Regions from separate parts of the Homo sapiens genome. Here region 2 is linked to region 1. A link is an interaction called in ENCODE POLR2A ChIA-PET data of the cell type or tissue named here. Cell type or tissue: PC-3. All regions are shown on one strand.

Region 1 (2,500 bases):
TAAAATGTAGCTTCATATGATGGCTGGTTAAGGGAGATATTTAGAGGCAGGCAGATGGAATGAGGAGGGGGATGAAGCAGAAAGAAGGAAGGAGAATGGGAGAAACAGATATATATTAATTTTGCTAAGTCCTTGAGTGACAGAGATTTGATTTTTAAGTACGTACTAAAACTGTCTTAAAGAATGAACAACGCTTTTTAGATTAAAAATGAAGGAACACTGCCAAGTTTTTGCAATAACTGAGGCAAGCTAAAAATTGCTTGAAATATTCTTGAAAGCCTCTTATGCATCACATTTTTCAAGAATAAAATGCTTTATCACTCTGGAAAATGTGAGTATGACATGTTTTTTTTACAGAGAAAACATATTCTGTTTTGATGGACTAACATTGCCCTCTAGGAACTCTTTTTGATATGCTGTTTAAATTTTTTTAAAGCTGTATTGAATTTTTGCAACACTGGGCACAAATTTCATCAGCTCAAGGAGTTTTCTCCAAGGGTTAAATGAAGGCAAGATCCAGCCCTGGAACCTAGAAGTTTCCTACCCTGGTCTATAGATTATAAATCACCCTGCTTCCATTTTTGATCCTCTATAATCCATTTTCCACACAGCAGCCAGAGTTTCAAACCCTGAATTCTCTGCTTAAAAGCCACAGTGACTTTTATTATATTTTAAAGAAAATCCAAACTCCTTCCTATAACTTTCAAGGTCTTTCATCATCTGTCCCTTACTGACCACATTTTTCCTACTGCTTTCTGCCTCTATTTATCTTCCTTACCTTGTTGCTGCTTCAAAGCTTTTGCATCCACTGTTTCTTCTGCCTGGAATGCTTTTCTCCATGGTTTTGCATGGCTGGATCCTTCTCACTATTAAGATCAGCTTGAATTTCACTCCTTCCTTGGACACCTTAGCTAAAGTTGCTGTCTGGACGCAGTGGCTCATGCCTGTAACTCCAGCACTTTGGGAGGCCAAGGCAGGAGGATCACTCAAGGCCAGGAGTTCAAGACCAGCCTGGCCAACATGGTGAAACCCAGTCTCTGCCTAAAATACAAAAATTAGCCGGGCTTGGTGGCACGTGCCTGTAATCCCAGCTACCAGGGTGGCTGGGGCAGGAGAATCACTTGAACCCAGGAGGCGGAGGTTGCAGTGAGCCAAGATGCACCACTGCACTCCAGCCTGGGCAACAGAGCGAGACTCCATCTCAAAAAGAAAAAAAGTCTAAAAATTAGCTGGGCATGATGGCTTGCACCTGTAAGTCCTAGGTACTTGGGAGGCTGAGGCAGGAGGTTGCTTGAGCCCAGGAGTTCGAGGCTACAGTGAGCTATGATCATGCCAGTGCACTCCAGCCTGGGCGACAGAGCAAGACCCATCTCAAAAAAAATTTATAAAAATTAAAAAGTAAGTGCTCAATAAGTATTCACTGAATGAATGCTGTTGGAATGAATGCTGCCAGGAAGACACCTAGATGGGGAGGCACAAAATTCTGTTTTTTGTTTTTGTTTTTGTTTTTGTTTTTGAGATGAAGTTTAGCCCTGTCGCCTAGGCTGGAGTGCAACAGCATGATCAGCGCTCACTGCAACCTCCGCCTCCCAGGTTCAAGCGATTCTTCTGCCTCAGCCTCCTGAGTAGCTGGGATTATAGGTGCACACTATCACACCCGGCTAATTTTTTGTATCTTTAGTAGAGACGGGGTTTCACTATGTTGGCCAGGCAGGTCTCAAACTCCTGACCTGGGGTTTTTTTAGTGGAAAGAAATTGAATTTAACTGAAAGAAAACTAATAAGACATTGTGTTGCTGAAGCTACTAGAAGAAAAAGTTAATCATTGATTTTTGTCAAGAAGGTGAGGAACTCACTACTGACTTTTGTTCTTTGTTTTTCAAAGGTGTCTTTGAGATTATCCTCATAACTTCTCTGATTGGTGGAGGCCTTCTTATTCTCATTATCCTGACAGTGGCATATGGTCTCAAAAAACCCAAGTGAGTCTGCAGACAACAGTGGGTGCCTTAAAAATCAGGGACAAAAAGGGGTTGAAGTCATCATAGGTGCTTCGTAGGAGAGGGCACTCTACCATTAAGGGGTGTTCATTCATTTATTAACTTGGTGCGTATTTATTGAGGTTATTAAAGGCCACGCTCAGTGGCTCACCGGAATTCTGACCAAGCAAGAGCACTTTCGTTTCCCAGAGCTCCATGCCCAGGTCTAGGCCTTTTTGAGGCCAGGAGAGTGCCAGCTGCCCCACAGGCTCTGTCTGCTCCATTTGCCATCTGAGACTGGAGTTGGAGAGCAGACCCTTTCTCTCAGTGTCTAGCAGGGCCCCTGGCTGCAGCAAGAGGCCTTCTTGCGAGCTCTGTCTCAGGCAGAGCGGGGAGCAGTGTCTCCACGGTGTTGGAGTGCTGGCCAGTCGTCTGTGGGTGCAAGCTTATTGCTTGCTTGTGGTGCAGTGTTGAGGGTCTGGCTGCAGGGGCCTTTAACCTGCTTGCCCTGGCCACTGTGGGGAA
Region 2 (2,500 bases), 400 kb before region 1:
CTAAATAAAGTGGGTACCATTTAGAAGATTTCAGAGTCAGATAAGTGAGGAGAGCAGAGAACAACTAGAGCTTTTAATAGAGTAGAAAAAAACTAGTCAAAACAACTACAATGTGAAATGGAATTAGAACTGAATTTAAAAATTGGTAACTGAACTCAATCTGCTGTTAGACAACTAAAAAACAGGATGATTTCACTAAAGTAACGTAGAGGGGAATGAGTAACAAAGAGAAATAAATGTGAATGGGCAAAGCAAAACTACAGCATGAAGGTTTTCAATTTCAGGTAAACAATTTGTGTATGTTTCAATAAGAAATGAAAAATCAACACTGGTTCTTGAGCAAGAAAGCTGTGCTTCAGGACAATGAATTTGTGCAAGGTATTGGTAGGGAAGGGGCAGAGCCTGGTGGCAGGTGAGAGGTATCAGTGATAGCACTGTACAGTATATTTGAGTGTGATTCACAGAGATGTTATGAAAAGTGTTAACAGGCAAGAATTCAAAGAACAGTGCACCCTCAACTTTTAGAGGCACCTACATTCTGGTCACTTAGCTTACAGTCACCATCTCTCTGTGGCTGACATGGTTTTATTATAAAAAGTTCTTCGTTATCTTTTCTTTTTTATTTTAAAATTAGGATAAAAGGGAGAAAAAGCAGTTGGGATATAGGATATAAGTGACACTTACCAAAGATGGTTTTTACATTTGTAGTTTTACGTCAGTAATTGCCTACAATATCCTCAACCTTGGAGTAGCTTAGTTCATTAAGACACTTAAAATAAATTTGTGTATATATTTAATGAGCTTTTAAAAAATCACGAGCTATTAGGGCAAGTTACTTCACTATGGACTCTCACATTTCCACACAAATAAAAAACAAGTTAACCTATTTATTTATACACTAACAAAAACAAAAAGCAAACCTTCTCACCTGTTGTTCCCTTCCCAGAAAGGCACAAGAAAACAGTGCCAACTGGCCAAGAACAACATTAATTCCTTCCACTCCCTCATGGTACAGCTGTTCGCTTTCTTTCTCTTCCCTTTTAAGATGGCAAAGGTCACAATCAGTAGTAAACCGGCCACGTGATTTTTATATGTCAAAAGCAAGGAGATAACTGAGGTAAAGGGTACTGGGAGAGACAGCTGATTTTTTTCAATTGTACTTTCTCCTGGCCACTTATCGGGAAACTATTTAGGGCTTCCATGGTATTTGAAGCTATAACTTAATAACTTCTTTGCCAAAAAACATTCTGTTTACATGGAACTAGGGTTAGAAGTGATATAAGCACATTTAGAAAGGGACAAAAACCTACAGCAAAACTGTACAGTAACATTTACATCACAGTACTTGGCATAATCAAAAACGCATTATGCTATGTGAAAGAGACTAGACTCAAATGGCTACATACTATATAGCCTTTATGATTCCATTTATATGACATTATATGACATTCCATTTATATGACATATAGGATAGAGAACACATCACTGTTTGCCAAAAGTCAAGGCTGGTGGGAGGAGCTGACTACAAAGAAGAAGAATGAGGGCACTCAGGGAGGTAACACACCAATTCAGTATCTTGATTGTATCTGGTTACAGGACTAAATTCCATATTATCTGAATTCACAGAACTGTACACTAAATGAGTCAATCTTACTATACATTTTTAAAACACAACAATTAAATTTTAGCTTAAGCCTCATCTCACCTACTCCTCATACCTATTTCAAACCTCTTGACATGCTCTACACAATGACCCCACCCCCTCCACCTAGCTAATGCCTACTTGCCATTCTAGCTTCCATTCAGCTACTGGTGGAACCAATCCTTTGGTGTGCCAGGGTGGAGTACTGGACAGAGTTGGGTAGTCAAGTATATCTGGCTGGGTTTACTTCTGGCTTTCTCCCAGTTACTACTTGTGGGAGCTTGGGCAAATTACTTACCTGTCTGAGCTCAGTTTCCTCATCTGGTAAGTAAGAATAATACTGTGTACATACCTCCCAGAACTGCTGCAAACTAAGAGCCTAGTAATGTGCCTAACTTAGTGCCTGGCACATTAAGAGGATTAATAAATGCTTACTCCCTGATCTTTCTTCCCTGCCTACTGCCCTCACAACCCCTGCTCTCTTTCCGAGCCCCCATGGACCTTATACATATATAAACCTATCACAACACTTAGTTTATTATTGTAATTCTTTATCTCTGCAAATAAAATGTGTCTATGTATCTCTTTAATCCCAGAATTCACAGAAACCAGCATATTCATTGCCTAATAGTAAATTGTTTGAAGAATAATCTGTCCACCTGATCTGATCTTGTTGTTAAAGGAGTTACTGGAAAAGAGAGAGAAGCAGGCTGAAAAGGACAGAGTACAATGAGAGAGTTTGAGATGGACAACCCAAGGTTTGCCAAAGTTTCCACAAGGACGTTGTACACAGCATAATAGCACAATTGCAAATAACCTAAATATCCAAAAATGGGGGCAAAGTGACTTCTACCAAAT

What was found. ChIA-PET counts read pairs that join two places held together with the same protein. Peaks named below come from ENCODE experiments on the same cell type or tissue, not always from the same donor. Only the 100,000 strongest peaks of a DNase experiment are listed, where the experiment ranks them.
Region 2: POLR2A ChIA-PET joins it to region 1 with 5 read pairs; 2 of 35 experiments call an interaction of 5 or more read pairs at or near these places.

Annotation. Positions count from the first base shown.
Region 1 is chr5:55,911,593-55,914,092 of GRCh38, forward strand. IL31RA (interleukin 31 receptor A) reads left to right here. Exons shown (of 15, transcript NM_139017.7): 13 at 1,885-1,978. Among named protein-coding and RNA genes, the nearest start is that of IL31RA, 61 kb to the left of the region's middle. RefSeq lists an enhancer at 1-425. In PC-3, a CTCF peak has its summit at 421; no DNase peak of the experiment used is centred here.
Region 2 is chr5:55,508,877-55,511,376 of GRCh38, forward strand. The region is part of intron 1 of PLPP1 (phospholipid phosphatase 1); the gene reads right to left. MIR5687 (microRNA 5687) reads right to left here and starts at 50; the gene lies at 1-50. In PC-3, no CTCF peak of the experiment used is centred here; a DNase peak (open chromatin) is centred at 1,505; H3K4me3 peaks cover 407 bases; H3K27ac peaks cover 803 bases.